Linked DNA regions of Homo sapiens: region 1 is linked to region 2. Evidence: read pairs that join two places in POLR2A ChIA-PET (ENCODE). Cell type or tissue: A673. All regions are shown on one strand. Each heading gives the region's core, and the rest is flanking DNA. Links, peaks and the distances in the headings are about the cores only. Region 1 holds the start of CRYBA2 (crystallin beta A2). Region 2 overlaps LOC124907984 (a long non-coding RNA gene).

Evidence for each region. ChIA-PET counts read pairs that join two places held together with the same protein. Peaks named below come from ENCODE experiments on the same cell type or tissue, not always from the same donor. Only the 100,000 strongest peaks of a DNase experiment are listed, where the experiment ranks them.
Region 1: POLR2A ChIA-PET joins it to region 2 with 18 read pairs; 5 of 35 experiments call an interaction of 5 or more read pairs at or near these places.

The regions. Positions count from the first base shown.
Region 1 is chr2:218,989,295-218,998,127 of GRCh38, forward strand. It overlaps CRYBA2 (crystallin beta A2), which reads right to left and starts at 4,128. Exons shown (of 4, transcript NM_057093.2): 1 at 3,722-4,128; 2 at 2,808-2,949; 3 at 1,558-1,700; 4 at 896-1,105. The coding sequence starts at 3,882. The coding sequence ends at 958. RefSeq lists a silencer at 6,808-6,987. In A673, for the core only: CTCF peaks have their summits at 4,748 and 6,895 (motif pointing right); DNase peaks (open chromatin) are centred at 4,807 and 6,917; H3K4me3 peaks cover 696 bases; H3K27me3 peaks cover 4,903 bases.
Region 2 is chr2:218,937,013-218,945,845 of GRCh38, forward strand. It overlaps LOC124907984 (a long non-coding RNA gene), which reads left to right. Exons shown (of 2, transcript XR_007088091.1): 2 at 2,650-2,960. Among named protein-coding and RNA genes, the nearest start is that of LINC01494, 11 kb to the left of the region's middle. In A673, for the core only: no CTCF peak of the experiment used is centred there; no DNase peak of the experiment used is centred there; H3K27me3 peaks cover 948 bases.

The sequences.
Region 1 (8,833 bases), core at 658-8,657, 52 kb after region 2:
GGTGGAAGTCTCCCCTTTGAAGGCCCTGGGAAGCAGTGGGGTTTCCCACTAACTCCCCTCCTGCGAATGGAGGAAATGGGACAACGCAGGAGGCTCAGGCTTCCCTTACTGGGCAGGGAACTGGGTGAAGATAAAGGTTGAAAATGCTCTGGGGTTACAGAGGAAGCCCAGAACTTCAGTGCATGGTAAGGAAGTTCTGCCCTGCATGATGGTACCTGGGCCAGGAGATGTGTGGAAGCTGCAATCCAGCTATGAGCCCTGTTGTTGGGGTGTGTCCACCCCACCCACAAGGTGGCAAAGGTGCCATCTGAGCTAGCAGTACCCTGGGCCCATAGTGGTGGACCTTACCAAGGAGAGGTTTGGGACTGGTGCCATTTAACAGAATTACTAAGGTTTTTTTGTTGTTGTTGTTTTTGTTTGTTTGTTTGTTTCGGAGTCTTGCTCTGTCGCCAGGCTGGAGTGCACTGGCACGATCTTGGCTCACTGCAGCCTCCACCTCCCAAGTTCAAGCAATTCTCCTGCCTCAGCCTCCCAAGTAGCTGGGATTACAGGTGTGCACCACCACACCCAGCTAATCTTTGTATTTTTAGTAGAGACGGGGTTTCACCATGTTGACCAGGATGGTTTCAATCTCTTGACCTTGTGAGCCACGTGTCTCAGCCTCCCAAAGTGCTGGGATTGCAGGAATGAGCCACTGCGCCCAGCCAGAATTGCTAAGATTCTTACCAGCACTTTGCTGTCAGACCCACCAGAGCCTACCCACACACAACCTCAGCCAGCTTACACTTCGTAGCCAAGGATGCTGGAGCCTGTGGGGAGGGTCAGCTTGGCAGGGAGGGACCTTCAGAAAGATGAGGATGGAGATCACAAAGCAAGACACCAAGGAGGCAAGAGGGGCAGGAAGATTCAGGAACCTTTATTGAGTGTCCTCAGGGAAGGTGTCTGGGGCCGTGGAGCCTAGTGCTGGACTCTCCGGATGGACTGCAGCTGCCCAGTGTGGGCCTGTGTGCCGAGCTCACCGTAAGTACAGAACTCTCCGCTGTGCCGGTCCCGCTCCAACACATACTGGTAGCCTCGGTAGCCTGGGTACTGGTAGGCCACCCACCTAGGCCAGTGAGGGTACAGAGGCAGGGAGTAAGCTCTGCCCCCACCCCCACCCTATGTTCTCCACCAGCAGCCCCCCTTTTGTAGCTCCCAACCCCCAGTTCCAAAATCATTGCTTCAACTTTCCCTCCGTGGCTCTCTCCCTCCCCTGCCCACTGCTTCCAGTCTTTCTGTCACCGTTCTCATCCAGTCTTCTATACCCACCCCTTATTTCCTCCACCCCCTCATGTTCTCCAGCCCTTCATCTGTGCCCATATTGCCCGCTGCCCCCCATTCTCCTAGGACCTCCTCATTTCCTCCCTTCCAGTCTGACTCCATCATCTCCCTCCCCTTGCCTCCAAGTCCCCAATATCTCTCTTAGCGCCCTCCCCACATCACTTTTCTCCACCCTCTTCCTTGGTCCCCATTGCCTCCCTGCTCTTCTGTCTCCCTGGTTCCAGTTCCAGGACTCACGCTCCGGAGCTGACTTTGAGGGAACCCACATCCTTGCTGGCCCAGCCCATGGAGGGCAGGGATGGGTAGTCATCAACGAGGTCAAACTTGCAGCCTTGGAAGTTGTCCCCCTCAAACAGTGTCACACGGCTGTCATTGTGGTTCTGAGGCACAGCAAGATCAGGACAGAAAGATCAGGGCTTCCAAAGGGTTAACGGATACATCCTCTGCCTCACTTCCCCCACCCACTGCACCTCACAAGCTGTGAAGCTGTCTAGGACCCACAGGCACTCCCAGAGCTCACCCCATCAGCTCCCTGGCAGTCTGGGAAATGGATCGCTCAGAGGTTCCCCCGAACCTGGCCCCTCCCATGACTTTGAGATAAGGAGGTGATTGGGGGATAGGATTTCCAGAGACCCTTTCAGGTCAGGACTAGAGAGCATCTTGTGACATGGGCCCATTTTGCAGGAGCAAAATCAGAGGTCCTTAGAGAAATCTGTCCCATTCACCAAGACAGTTCCCTGAGGTCCTCATTGACTAACTACCCAAGCCCTTGCCCAGCCCCTTCGCACAGCCTCTCACAGATTAGTGCCCAGCTAAGAGGTACTGGGTGGCAGAATCAGAATAGACATGTCAGGGCATCAATACTGATTGCATCTTGGCTCCGGCCTTCCCACTGCAGGGTTCTTCAGCCTCTTGGAACAGAAGAATTGGGCTGGCCTGGGCTGGGTCCTCTGCTCTCCACTTCCCAGCCCTACTAGTAACCAGGTCGGCACAAATGGAAAATGAGGTCCTCTCTTTCGGTGTATTTGATTCATTAACAACACCCTCACACACACAATAACACACACACAAACACACTGAGACTGACTCTTTTCAGTGACCCTGGGCAAGCCACTTTGTCCCTTTGAGCCCCATTTCCACACCTGTGTATGGGGCTAACAGCAGTCAACCCGACCTCACATGGCTGTGTGACGACAGAGGCACTCACTCACACGTGTGGACGATGGAATGTGGGGGAACCCTGGGCACTCAGGACTGGGATGGCCTCAGCGCTGTCCGTGGTGATGATTTCTGGGCTCCGGGCCTACGCCCACAATCCCAACTTTCTTGGAGACACCCTTCTGATTCTGAGAAATAATGCTACTACCACCCATCTCGGAGTTTGTTTACACACACCCCATGCAGGGCTTGAACAGCCTTTCTAGGTGCCATGGTGAGGCCAGGGCCTGGAGCTAGGAGGCAGGGGAGGAGAAGTGGGCTGTGCTCACCGCGCAGAGCACTGGCCGGAAGGACAGCAGCTGGTTGCTGTTGTGGCTGCTGCTGCCACTCCAGGCGCTCCAGCGAGGATAGTCTCCCTTCTCCAGAATGAACTGCTGTCCCTGGAAGTCGGGGTACTCAAAGGCCACCCAACTGGAAAAGGAGAAGAGCTGGGAGGTATCTGCCCCAGCCGCACCCTCTCTGCCCTCCCCCTTGCCGGCCATGATTGAAAAGACTGAGAAGCACAATGTTTTTCTCCAACCCCAAACCCTTCCCCTGACACCCCCATTGTATGGCAATCCAGCCCCTCTCGGAACTAAAGGTCCAAAACCTGCTGCTTTCTGGGGTTTGAGGCGCCCAGGCTTCCCCCTCAAGGACCCCAGGTTGGGAAAGAGTTTTCCTGGTTATGAAGATCTCCCGACCCAGTGCTCCTGCCTCAAGGGTTTAGGCCTTTGCATGGGGACACATTGGAGGACCCCTCCCGAATATCACAGCAGAAACTGGGACCTCAGCTGGGGCAGGGGTAGGGGGCGGCAGGGTGGGAAAAGCTGGGCTCTGGGAGACCAGGGTGGGGCCAGGGAAAGGGATTGGGTTTCTTTTGTTAAGCCAAGTGCAGAGCCTTCTAATTTTGCACAGAGAAAAACTCTGGGAAGGGTGTAAGTACACTAGAAACCCCTTCACGGTGGGGTCCCATAGGGACCCTCAAGGGGTCGCTTCTCGCCTGTGTCTCTTTAGCTAGCACAAAAATACACAGTTTCCCATGATTTATCTTGCGATGGGTGGGGAATTTTGGGGAGGCTATGGGGTTTCCCATGTTGGCAGGTCTCTCCAGGGCTCACAGGACAGGGGGCTGAGGCTCTGAGCCTAGGCCGGTGGAACCCAGCGCCCCTCAACCCAGCCCAGCCGCGGCCAGGCAATCACTCACACGCCGTTTTCCACCTTGACCGAGCGCACCCTGGGCAGGCCTCCGCGCTCGCAGACGTTCGCACAGTCGCTTAGCAGCCGACAGCGACGGCCCTGGAAGTCCTCCTCGTCCCAGAGCGTGAGGCTGGCGGGCGCCGGGCCCGGCGCGGGGGCGCTGCTCATGCCGCTGCGGACAGGAAGGGTGGCACCACGCGCTCAGCGTCTCAAGAGCCCCGTTTCGAGCCACACACAGCCTGCCCAACCTGGGTAGCGGATGAAGAACCCGGGGGCTGGACCCGGCCTAGCTCTGGACCCGGCTGCCAGGGGCTCGCAGTCTTCCCGCGCTCCCCTCCCTTCCCCACCCCAGCAGAGGGCATTCACCGGGTGGGTGAGCGCGGCACGCGAGGGAAATGGACCGGCTGCGAGGCTGCGCGCGGCCGGGCGGGCCGAGCTTTATACCTGGGCCTTGTCCCCCTGTCCGCACCCTTTCCCTCGGGGGTGGGGTCGCTGAGTCAGCAGGCAGGCTGCGGTCGGCTCTGGTCTCCGCTGGGGAGCCGAGGCCTCTCCCGCAGCCGCCGCTGTGGCCCCAGCCCGCGGGAAAGACAACAGAAAGTGCTGAGGCGCGCACCCCGCGCCCGCCGCAGCCCAGGCTGACTCCGCGCTTTCTTTCTTTCCAGCCTGAGCCAGGCAGGGCACGCCAGGCCTCGGGGCAGAACGCGCCCTCCCTGTCCCGGCCCTCGGGGACGAAGGGACCTGGCCTCCCCTGGGCCTCGGGCTAAGACCGCGCTGCTGACTCGCTGAGCGGAAGTTCTTCCCAGAGTCTAATCGCCAGCCTTCCTCGGCCCTAGTCCAGGCCTCTCTTTTGGGCGATGCTAAGGCGGAGGTAGAGAGGGCTCTGCCCAAAGGATTCGCTTCATGTGCTCAGTCCTCTTTTTCCTGGGGGATCGGTCCATCGCGGCCCTTTTCCTCCCAAGCGTGCGTTCCCAGATCCTGCGCCGCGCCCCCGGGGTGTCCTCGGGCCCGGGAAGGAGAGGAGGCGGTGGTCAGGACTCGCCACGCGGCGGCGCCGGGCGCTGGAAACGACCGCCCGAGGGCCGCGCGGTTTACTCAGTGTTTAGGCATAATAGCCACCTAGGGAGTGGCTCGCCGCGGGAGGTAGGAAGAATGTTGGGCTTTAGCTCGGCTCAACCGGTGCCGCTGCGGGTCTCCCACAAAGCTCCAGGCTCTAAGGGTTCCAGCCTCGACGTCTGCCTGAGAGTTAGCAGCTGAGGATGAAGCGCTTAGTTCAGGCCGAGTTCTCTGCTCAGGCTTTCGGGTGCGTGAACTCCATCAATTCTAACACTGACCTGCTAGGAAGATACTGTTATTGTCCTGCATTTCGCAGATGAAGAAGTGGAGGCCCAGAGGGCTTTGGAATGTGGTGCAGGGGTCACAGCTAAGAAATCTCCCAGGGCCGGGCGCAGTGGTTCACACCTGTGATCCCAGCACTTTGGGAGGCCCAGGTGGGAGGATCTCTTGAACCCAGGAATTTGAGACCAGCCTGGGCGACATGGTGAAACCCCGTCTCTGCAAAAACAAACAAAAATTAGCCGGGCGTGTTGGCATGCGCCTGTAGTCCCAGCTACCTGGGAGCCTGAGATGGGAGAATTGCTTGAGCCCAGGAGGTGGAGGTTGCAGTGAGCCGAAATCAAGCCACTGCACTCCAGTCTGGGCGACAGAGTGAGCTGGGAAAAGGCGGCGGTGGGGGTGGGGGTGGGGGGTGTAGAGAAAAGGGGAGGTAGAGGGGGAAGAGGAAAAGGTTGGGAGCTCCAAAAAGGTTGGGAGTCCCAAGGGGTAGCTCCAGGTAGGAAATTTCCTCACCACTTGCAGTGGAATTTTCTAACCACAGCAAATGAGACACAAAGGCTTCTTGCAAAATTGTAGGTTTTCCTTAATGGTGGTGGGTGCGGGTGGGGATATTCCAGCAGAGGTGAGAGGGGCGAGTGAGAAGGGAGCTAATATTTTGTTGCTTCCATGAGTCACATGCTTCCCTTATGGGTCCTCACAACAGTCCAGCGAGTTAGGTTTGTGTGTACGGTTATGGAAGCGGAGGGTCAAAGAGGTGCAGGGCCTTGTCCAAACTCACATGGCTAGCCAGTTTCAGAGCAAGAATCGAGCTCAGACCTTTGGAAGCCAAAGCCTGTGCTCCGCCGCTGTCCATTGAAGCTCCCGTGCCAAAAAGTGCTCACAGGCCAGCTGCGGACACCCCAGCTCCCAGAAGCCTTGCCACACCAGCCTGCCTTCTAAGCCTTCTTCCCAGTGTTCCATACTCAGCCCATCTCAGAGCCTTTGCATTTGTTGTTCCAGCTACCTGGAGTGTCTTGGTCACAAGATCGTGGCATGGCTGGCTCCTGTGTCACCTCCTCAGTGATGCTGTTCTAGGCACCCTTCCATCCATCACATCAGCCTTTTTCTTTCTAGCATTTATCACGCTGTAAAGTTATCTTTTTCATCTTGTGTTTATGGGTGTAGCAGCATCTCCCTTACCAGAGTGTAAGCTCCATTTGAAGGGGCAGGGACTGTGTTTTGTTCTCAGTTGTTATCCTCAAACCTAGCACAGTGCTGGATGCATAGTAGGCACTCAATAAAACTTCTTGAACGAGTGAACGAACAAGGTGGTCAGGCGTGGGCCAAATGTCCACGGGAAAAGGGGTGTAGAGAAAATTCTCCAATGGAAGTTGGCGGGGGGGTCTTGGCAGCTTGCTCTCCCACCTCTGAAGTTCTGGGTTGCTGAGAGCAGGAGCTGGGGGCAGACAGAGGATCCCTTGGGCTCTCTTTTCCCTGGTGAGGAGTTACTGTTGGAGCTCGCAGTGTGTGTGAAGATGGGTGCCAACAGTACAGGGCCCTAGAACTGGGCATGGCGGTAGAGTCCGAGTGAGGAGGATATGGGTCAGAGATGGGACAACCTCAGGCAGGTTTGACTGGGGGTGAGGTCAGAACAGTGTCCTGATTCCCTACCTAGCGGGGGTTTGAACAAACACAAACCTCAAGGAGGGAATACAAACCACAGAGTGGGGCACGAGCCAGTTCTGGACCCTTGGTGTCCCAGTCTTTGCCTTCAGTGTCACCAGCCCGGGCAGGGGTGAGGGGTGAAGAATCAGATCTCGCCTTCCCTCCTTCCCCCATCTCTATCCGACAATTCTGGATTCGGCCACCAGAGGGCAGGAGCAGGCCGCGCTGGCCCGAAAGCTGGCGCGGAGGGCGGGGTGGAAGGGGAGGTCCAGGTCGGGAGGGGCCGCGGGCGCGGGTGGCTAGTGCGTCAGGCTGTGCGTCTGCGCTGTCCCTGACGCGGACGCCAAGTGTTGGTCAGAGGGTGTGGGGGTGTCTGTCGGAGACTGGACACTGTGCACCGAGCGGGGCTGGGGGCTGGACGTACTCTCGAGGGTCGGGCTCCACGCGTGGGTCCCACGGCGGCATTCTGCAGGAGTGGTGCGTCGCGCCTTTTCCAGGGTTAGGGGAGGAGGAAAAGCGGGGAGGCCGTCCAGCCGAGGTCCAGGTTAGAATTAGGAGTCCCGCTTGGAGTTGGGGAGTGGACCCCGTGTGTGAGAAGGGCCCCTACTCCTCCTCCAGTGTGAAACTCTGGTCTTGGCGGCAGCCAGCCTCTCCCCTTCTCTACCTTGTCCCTCCCCGTGGAAATGGTATGGAGGTACCCCCCCCACCCCCTCACCCATGACTTCTAGTTCTAGTAACTGCGACCAGCTCTCTCAGAAATGGGCATACCCACCACCGCCACCCATAGTCACTGGCCCAGAAGACCTCTAAACATCTCAGGGTTCCCCTAACGCCCTCAGGCCCCTCCTGACTTTAGGCCTCACAGTTATCGCCAAAGAGAAGAACCACTGAGGGGAAGGGGCTTCGAGGCAGCCCTGCCTACTGTGCCAGGAGAGGACTCTGGGATCGATAACCCCCCTTGGGTACCACGGACCCCCTACTGGTCTCCTCCTTTCCCTACCAGGCTGGTCCAGCTCTGCTCCTCTCCCCAGCTGCCATGCCGCCCACCCCCCCCACCCCTAGCAGCTGTTCCTGTTTGTTTTCCCAGATCAGTTGCGCCCAGAGCTTCCTGAAGGATGGGTGCCCAGGTGGCTTTGTTTGCCAGCTCAGCACAGTCACCCCTACCCCCTCCACATCCACAGCCTGGCCTTGGGGCATGGAGCGGGGAATTAGGTAGACAAAAACCAGAAACCCCAGTGGACACTTCACAGAGCCCTCAAAATCTCACAGAGATCTTATCACCCTCAGGGCCCCCACCCTGACCTCATTCAGTTCTCCATCTCACACTGGGACCTTTGAGTCCCACAAGGAAATCCTCAGGACCTCACCCCATCCCTAGCCACCATCTCCTGCCCTCTGATTTCACCGAAACCCCCATCCCATACAGACCCATAAGATCCCACAGAGAATCCTTTGAGCCTAAGTCCCCTCCATGAGGCCCTCACATCCCACCCGGACTCCCATCCCATGTGGGGACACATAGATCCCGCAAGGAAGCCCTCAAACCCACTCCTAAGCTCCTGCCCAATCTCCGTCCTAGGCAAAGGCCCTGAGAATCCCAAAGAAGTGGCACCTCTCTCACCTAGAGCCCCACCCCAGGAACAGCCTGACTGCTCAGTACTGCTGGGCAGCGGAGAGGGGCTGGTGGCCAATGTCCCCTCCTCGAGCGGGTCGCCTCCCAGCCCTCCCCCCTCGTTTTACTGGGAAATCATCCAGGGGTTGGGTACTGAAGATGCAAATTCAGGGAAGGGTGCCTTCCCTCACCCTGCCACCATCACCAGCCCCTCCTTTCCACCCCTGCTTCTCTGGCCCCCGCCCCCACCCCCAGTCTGGAGCCCAGAATCAGCAGATGAGCACCTTCCCTGGGGCTGTGCAGGACTGGTCTCCTGGGAGACAGAGATAACGGGGTACAGAGACCAGCCCAGTTTGGGCCAGTTAGGAGTCCCACCCACACAGACCCATTGTTCTATCCCACTAGAAACAGAGCCCCTCTCCTCTGCCCCTCAGTGGGGTTAGAGAACTGGCCACCATCCAGGAGCTGGCAGGCAGCTTTCACCATCACTCACACACCCAGACACAAAGCCACAGGGGTGACATAGGGTGA
Region 2 (8,833 bases), core at 665-8,664:
GGCTGTCCACTGAGTGGGGCTAGGAAGAGCAACACCCCAATAGCAATGAGCATATCTAGCATCCAGATCTTAGTTTCTAAACACCTTTCTTTCCTAACAGGAACCAGGGCTCCTTAGAGAAATGGTTGGTTCTAGGCCTGAAGGAAGGAAAAATACAAGATAAACCTAGAATACTTTACTGTGCCAGAGAATGAAGAAATGCTGAAAGAATAATATCTATTCTGTCAAAGAGACATAGAAACTAGCTTGAAGGAGCTCCCATTGGCCAAATCTGGGACAATTTGAGCATTGAAATAAGGATAGTAACAGATTATAACACATTAAATAAAATGGGAATCCACGAATCCATTTGATAAAAATAAATAATTCAAAATTTTATGAGTAATTTTACTTAGTTTCAAAGCATCTTGCCAAGGGAAAAAGTGTGACTTTACAGTGGAGAAGCTAGCAGATACCATACCATCTTCATCAAGTGATCAAGGTTAAAATCACCAATGAAGAGACATTAACAGCTAAGCGCAATGTGGGATCCTGGATTGGTTCAAGGAACTGAAAAATAACATTAGTGGGACAATTGGTGAAATTTGAATAGATGTGTAGACTGTTTAGCAGTAATATTTCAAAGTCAGTTTCTTGTTTTGATCATTAATTACATTGTGGTTGGCAGGAAAAAGTCCTTGCAATGCACTGAATGTTTATGTTCCCCCGGCCCCCAAATTCATTTGTTGAAATCCTAACCCCCAAGATGATGATATTAGAAAGTGGGGCCTTTGGGAGGTGAGTAAGGTTACAATGGAAAGATAGCTGTCTGTGAGGAATTGGGCCCTTAGCAGACAAGAAAGCTGCCAGGACCTTGATCTTGGACTTCCCAGCCTCCAGAATTTTGAGAAACAAATTTCTGTTATTTATAAGCCACCCAATTTATGCTAGTTTGTTATAGCAGCTTGAATGAGCTAAGACATTCTTTGTGGTAGGAAATGCATTCTAAAATATTCATGAATAATGAGGCATCATGTTGACAACTTATCCTCAAACAGGTTAAGCAAAAATGTTCTTTATACTGTTTAAAAAAAAAAGGAAAGATATAATTATTCTGGACTTGGGAGAATGTTTATCTGATGTGCTGGTGCATGAAGCAGGGAGGGCTGCATTACTTCCTGGAGGAATGAAGTCTTACCCAGAATGATGCTTTTACTGTAATCTGTGCAGGCTCTAACTGTGAATTCCTTGAGGGTAGGGCCTGTGTTATTTAAAGGTGAAAGAATAGGCTTTGTGGGGCCTGAAGGTTATACATTCAGGAGGGCTCTTCTTAAGAAAGAGATTATAAAATTACGAGTATAATATTAGGCAGTAAAATGATTATTTATTTAGGACAAGAAAAGAAATCATGTCAAATTATAACTTCTATAAAGCTCACAAATATTGCAAACACCACAAAATCCATAAAAAAAAAAACCCTCTTTGATTGGTTAACTGCTTAGCCTATCCCTCTATAATACTTTTTGGGTTTTCATTTTTTTTGAGACAGGATCTTGCTCTTTGGCCCAGCCTGGAGTGCAGTGGTGGGATAACAGATCACTCCAGCCTCGACTTTCTGGGCTAATGCAATCCTCCTATCTGAGCCTCCTGAGAAGCTAGGACTGCAGGTGTGCACCACCATACCTGGATAATTTTTTAATTTTTTTGTAGAGATAGGGCCTCACTATGTTGCTCAGGCTGGACTTCAACTCCTGGGCTCATATGATCCTCCTGCCTTGGCCTCCCAAAGTATTGAAATTACAGGTATGAGCCACTGTACCTGATCTGTAACACTTTTTTTTAAACACATTTCTTGGCTTCATACTCTGTGATTACATCTTCATATGATATCAATTTGATAATATCCGCATCTTAAACTAAAAATACAATTCAGTCTTTCCTCTAGCATGGGCGATCAAAATTTGTTTTAAAAAATTATTATTCATAGCTTTAAAAAATTTGCTTTGGTTTCAAAAACTCATTGATAATGTTACATAAATGTTTAAGATTGTTATCTAGTTTGGGAAACTGCTACCAAGTTTCTTCCATATATGAGCTGTATGACTTAAAGACATAACCGACTATATTCCTGACAAGTAAGAAGTTCCATTTTTTTGTATGAGAACTGAATTCTCCATGTACAATTTTACACACCCAATAATTAAAGGAGCCTTCCACAGATAAGTGTCTGGCGCCACACATTTCAAACCTTGTTTGCCTTCCTTACTCAGACACTTCTGGTGCTGGGCATTGTAGGACATACCCATTTTGCAACACAACCTCTTATCCTACTTTGCTTCATGATGCTGGGTCAGGTGGCAAAGCGAGTAGGCACTGGTCATATCCCTAGAAGACACTCTCATACCAGTATATCAAGCAATAATTAACTACACATAGGAACATTTGCAGAATATACAACTAGAGCTCACTATATAGATTGAATCGTGGCCTCCCAAAAAGATACATTTGTGTCCTAACCTGTAGAACCTGCAAATGTGACCCAACTTGGTAAAAGATTTTTGTAGATTTAATTATCTTGAGATAATGATCATCCTGGATTTAGAGTGGGCTCTAAATCTAGTGACAGTTGTCTTTAAAAATCTTCTTTTAATAAAAAATAATTTTTTTTAGAGACAGGCAAGAGAGCCACAGAAGAGAAAGTGATGTGAAGACAGAAGCAGGGATTGGAGTGATCCATCTACAAGCCAAGAAATACCAATGGTTGCTGCCAGCCACCAGGATCTAGGAGAGTGGCATGGAACAGATTTTCCCTTAGAGCTTCCAGAAAGAACTAACCCTGTCAACACTGTGATTCTGGACAGTGAGAGAGAAATTTCTATTGTTTTAAGCCATCAAGTTTGTGGTAATTTGTTATGGCAACCGTAGGAAACATCACCCAGTAAATCCAAATTAAATATTATCCCAATTTTTGCTTGATACCAGAAATGGCTGTAGTGTTTCAACACCCTCTAGCATAAGAGAATTGTAACAGGGGAAGCTGGTGTGGAAACAGACAGCAGTCTGAACCAGTTTGGACAAAAATACTGGTCTTGCAAATTTTAGAAAAAGCACACAACCTCTGAACACATGACTAGGGCCCCTTCCAGGAACTTAGAAGGGGCCCGGCCGAGGGAGAGTCCCTGAAGCTTATGTTTAATACATTTTACAGAAGAGCTGCCTCGGTGTAGGAAGCAGTGTAGTGTTGCGAAGACAAGCTCTGGAGCCAGACACCCTGGGTTCAAATCCCAATTTCGCAACTGTCTAGCTGTTGACTTGAGAGAAGTTACTTAGCCTTTCTGCGCCCCAATTTCTTCCTTCGTAAAATATAAATGGCAGTAGCACTATCTGCCTCATAGGGTTGTTTACCTGGTGAAGTAACATGATACACATAAGGCACATTGTATATCTCTATCTCTATCTATCTATCTATCTATCTATCTATCTATCTATCTATCTATCTATCTACGTATCTATCTATCTATGTCACACACAAAGAACAGTATATGCCCCATGGTATGCACTCAAGATAACTTAACCACTTTATTATTTATTCAACAAGTGTCTGTTGTTCTCTTCTTTGTGTCCACATGTATTCAGTGTTTATCTCCCACTTATAAGTGAGAATATGTGGCATTTAGCTCTCTATTTCTGTGTATATTCACTTAGGATAATGCTTCCAGCTCCATCCATGTTGCTGCAAAGTACATGATCCCATTCTTTTTATGGCTGCATAGTATTCCATGGTGTATATGTACCACATTTTCTTTATCCAGCCCACTGTTGATGGGCATTTAGGTTGATTCCATGTCTTTGATATTGTGAATAGTGCTGCAATGAACATATGCATTTATGTGTCTTTATAGCAGAACAACTTATATCCTTTGGGTATATGACCAGTAATGAAATTGCTGGTTACAATGGTAGCTCTGTTTTAAGTTCTTTGAGAAATCTCCAAATTGCTTTTCACAGTGGCTGAATTAGTTTACATTCTCACCAGTGTATAAATATTTCCTTTTCTCCACAACATCATTAGCATCTGTTATTTTTTGACTTTTTTTTTTTTTTTTTTTTGAGATAGGGTCTCACTGTCACCCAGGCTGGAGTCCAATGGCATGATTGCAGCTCACTGCAACCTCTGCCTCCCAGGTTCAAGTGATCCTCCCACCTCAGCCTCCCAAGTAGCTGGGACCACAGGTGCATGCTACCACACCTAGCTAAGTTTAAAAAAATTTTGTTTTGTAGAGATGGGGTCTCACTGTGTTGCCTAGTCTGGTCTTGAACTCCTCCCACCTCAACCACCAAAGTGCTGGTATTACAGGCATGAGCCACTGTACCCAGTGACTTTTTAATAGCCATTCTGATGGATGTGAGATGGTATTTCATTATTATTTTGATTTGCATTTCTCTAGTGATTAATGATGTTGAACATTTTTTCATATGGTTTTTCCACATATATGTCTTCTTTTAAGAAGCGTCTGTTCATGTCCTTTGCCCATTTTTAATTGGGTTGTTTGTTTTTGCTTATTGATTTAAGCTCCTTATAGATTCTGGATATTATACTTTTGTGGATGTATAGTTGGCAAATATTTCTCCCATTCTCTAGGTTATCTGTTTACTCTGTTGATAGTTTCTTTTGCTGTACAGAAGCTCTTTAGTTTAATTAGTTCCCATTTATCAATTTTTGATGTTGTTACAATTGTTTTTGGTGTCTTCTCATAAAATCTTTTCCGGGGCCTATGTCCAGAATGTATTTCCTATGTTTTCTTCTAGAGTTTTTATAGTTTTAGGTTTTACATTTAAGTCTTTAATCCATCTTGAGTTGATGTTTGTATATAGTGAAAGGAAGGGATCCAGTTTCAATCATGGCTAGCCAGTTATCCCAGCAACTAGGGAGTACTTTCCCCATTGCTTTTGTTGACTTTGTTGAAGATAGACAATTATAGGTGTGTGGCTTTATTTCTGGGTTCTTAAGCCTGTTCCATTGGTCTGTGTGTCTGTTTTTGTTACCATGCTATTTTGGTTACTGTAACCTTATGGTATAGTTAGAAGCCAGGTAGTATGATGCCTTCAGCTTTGTTCTTTTTGCTTAGGATTGTGTTGGCTATTTGGTCTCTTTTTGGTTCCATATGAATTTTAGAATATTTTTTTTTCTAATTCTGTGAAAATGTGCTTGGTAGTTTGATAGGAATAGCATTGAATCTGCAAATTGCTTTGGGCAGTATGAGCATTTTAACACTATTGATTCTTCCAGTCCATGAGCATGGAATATTTTTCCATTTGTTTGTGTCATCTCTGATTTCTTTCAGCTGTGTTTTGTAACTCTTGTTGGACAGATTTTTTACCTCCTTGGTTAGCTGTATTAATAGGTATTTTTTGTGGTTATTGTGAATAGGATTGCATTCATGATTTGGCTCTCAGCTTGACTGTTGTTGGTGTATAGAAATGCTACTGATTTTTGTACATTGACTTTGTATACTGAAACTTTGCTGAAGATGTTTATAGATCTAGGAGCTTTTGGGCAGAGACTATGGGGTTTTCTAGGTATAAAATCATCTGCAAAGAGAGATAGCTTGACTTCCTCTCCTCCTATTTGGATGCCTTTTTTCCCTTTCTCTTGACTGATTACTCTGGCTAGGACTTCCAGTACTATGTTGAATAGGATGAAATGTATTTAAAAGAGCAAGTTGGATAGAGGAATAGATATGTGATAAAGCAAATATAGTAAAAGGTTGATTATAGACTTGAGGTGGCAAATAGATGTGTTTTCACTGTACAAATCTCTCAATTTTTCTGTATATTTGAAAGTTTTCATAATTAAATGTTGGTAAAACAAATAGCCACACAAATGAACACTGTGTCCACTAAAAAATGTTTTAGGCCACGTACAGTGGCTCACAACTATAATTCCAGCACTTTGGGAGGCTAAGGTGGGAGGATTGCTTGAGCCCAGAAGTTTGAGACCAGCCTGGGCAACATAGTGAGACCCTGTGTCTACAAAAAAATTTAAAAAATTCACTGGATGTGGTGATGCGCCCCTGTAGTCCCAGTTACTCAGGAGGCTAAAGAGGGAGGATTGTTTGAGCTCAGGAGGTGAGGTTGCAGTGAGCCATGATTGTGTCACTGTACTCCAGCCTGGGCAACAGAGCAAGACACTGTCTCAAAAAAAAATGTTTTAGTAGACTATTCCAACAGAAAGATTTATATAAACTGAAAAAAGTAGGGCTCAAAACAGTAATTACAGTTTACACTGCTTTATTTATGTGCAGGTGGAAGAATGTACACTGGGAACAGCACATGCAAAAGTCCTGGGCAGAAGCTGGTCTGGAGGATTTGAGGAACTGCAAGGAAGCAGCGATGACTAGAGAGGCATGAGGGAAAAAAAAGGCAGTAAATGAGGTCATGAAGATGATGGAAGGGGGCAAGGTCGGATTAGCTGGTTTGGTTCTCTATTTCTGCATGAGAAACTATCTCAAGTTTTGTGGCTTAAAACAACCACCTTTTTGTATCTCACAATTGGTGGATCAGGAATTTGGACAAAATTCAACTGGGCATTTTTTTCTGCTCTACTAGCATCAAATAAGGTCACTCTGATGTTCACTGGCAGATGGGTTGGTCTGTAGGATTCCACGTGGTTTCACTCTCATGTTTGGTGCCTGGGGGAGATAGCTGGAAGGCTGGGTTCAGCTAGGCCCCTCTTCCTCTCCATGTAGTCTCAGGGCCTCTCCATGTGGTCTCTATTAGAATAGCTGGATTTCTTACATGGTGTCTGAAGGTTCCAAGAGCAAGTGTTTCAAGAGACAGGAAATAGAAAATGCCAGTCTTCTAAGGCCTGGACACAGAAACAGACACAGTGGCACTTCTGCCATATTTCTAGTAGAGACGGGGTTTCACCACGTTGGCCAGGCTGGTCTCGAACTCCTGACCTCAGGGATCCACCTGCCTTGGCCTCCCAAAATGCTGGAATTACAGACATGAGCTACCGCGACTGGCCACTTCTGCCATATTTCATTGGTCAAAGAAGTCATGGAAAGGGAGATAGCAATATACCTTTCAATGGGAAGAGTGTCAAATAATTTGTGACTATCTTTAATCTACCAATAGGCCCTTGTAGGTCATAGTAAAGACTTGGGATTTTCCTCTACCAGAGATGGGAGCCGTTGGAGGGTGTTAAACAGAAGAGTGACATGATCTGGCTTTCATTTTAACAGGACCACTCTATCTACCATTTTGAGAAAGCACTGCAGGTAGGGAAGAAGTAGGAAGAACCGTTAGGGGGCTATTGCAATAAACCAAGCAAGAGATAGTGGTGGCTTGGGCCAGGGTGGAGGCAAAGGAGGTAGTGAGCAGTGGTTGAATTCTGGATATATTTTGCAGGCAGAACCATCCAGATTTGCTGATGCATTAAATATGGGCGTGAAATAAAAAGAGGAGTCAAAGATAACTCCAAAACATTCATCTGAGATTTAGTAAACTAGAATTACTGTTAACGGAGATGGGAGCAGCAGCAGGAGCAAGTGGGGAGGGAGTATCAGGAGTTGGTTTTGGCCATGTTGAAATGCCTATAATACATCCAAGTGGAGATCTCAAGTAGGTCTGGTGTTTAAAAGAGAGATCCAGGTTGGAGACGTAAATTTGAATGTCATCAACATATGGGTGAATTTCACCTAGAAAGAGGATACAGAGAGAAGAGCTCCAAGGACTGAGCCTGGAGCCTCCGACTCCATCTTTTCCTCTTGCCAATCCCCCTTGGTGTCTCTGGTCACAAAAAAGTTGATATTTCAGATGTTGCTTCCAGGCCACTGCTCTTCCAGTCTTTTGTGAAAGCCTAAACTAAGATCATGCTGGGGAAGTGAAAGCTGCAGAGGTTTTTGGGAAGAGAGAGGCAGGAGCTGCGACAGGTGAGGGGTGATATCACCAAGCCTAGGAGGGGCCAGAGGCTGGCTTGCTAATGAGCATCAGGAGAGTGGCTCTAAATTAGCTGGGCATGGTGGTGTATGCCTGTGGTCCCAGCTGCACAGGAGGCTGAGGTGGGAGGATCACTTGAGTCCAGGAGGTTGAGGCTGTAGTGAGCCATTATCACACCACTGCATTCCAGCCTCAGCAAGACTGTCTCAAAAAAGAAAAAAGAGAGAGAGAGAGAGTGAGTGTGGCTCTTATCTAGGAAGAAGGCTACACAAAGAGTCACCCAGACCAGACTTGGCCCCTTGGGGTTCCCAGCCTTAGTAAACAGTTCTGTACTGATTAGATAAATAGACAAGTCTAAGAGAAAAGAGCTCAGAAATAGACCACACAAATGTGGAAAATGTATTCATGAGAGAGGTGGCACTGAAAATCAGTGGGAAAAAGGGCTAATCCATAAATGGTGCTGGGAAAAGAGGCTTTCCATTGTTTAAGAAGAAAAAAAATCCCTAATTCACACCCAAATAAAAACACATAGCTTCAATAAACAAATGTAAGCCTTAAAACTTTTAAAAACCTTTTAAAGTTCTAGGTTTAGGAGAATATTGATTTCAAATGAGGGAAGGACTTCTAAAATTAGATATGCAAACCTTAAAGGAAAAGATACATAACACATAAAAAACTTCCACTCATCAAAAGACACTCTTTTTTTTTTTTTTTTTTTTTGGAGACAGAATTTCACTCTTGTTGCCCAGGCTGGAGTATAATGGCGTGATCTCAGCTTACGGCAACCTCTGCCTCCCAGGTTCAAGCAATTCTTCTGCCTCAGCCTCCTGAGTAGCTGGGATTACAGGCATGTGCCACCATGCCCAGCTAATTTTGTATTTTAGTAAAGACGGGGTTTCTCCATGTTGGT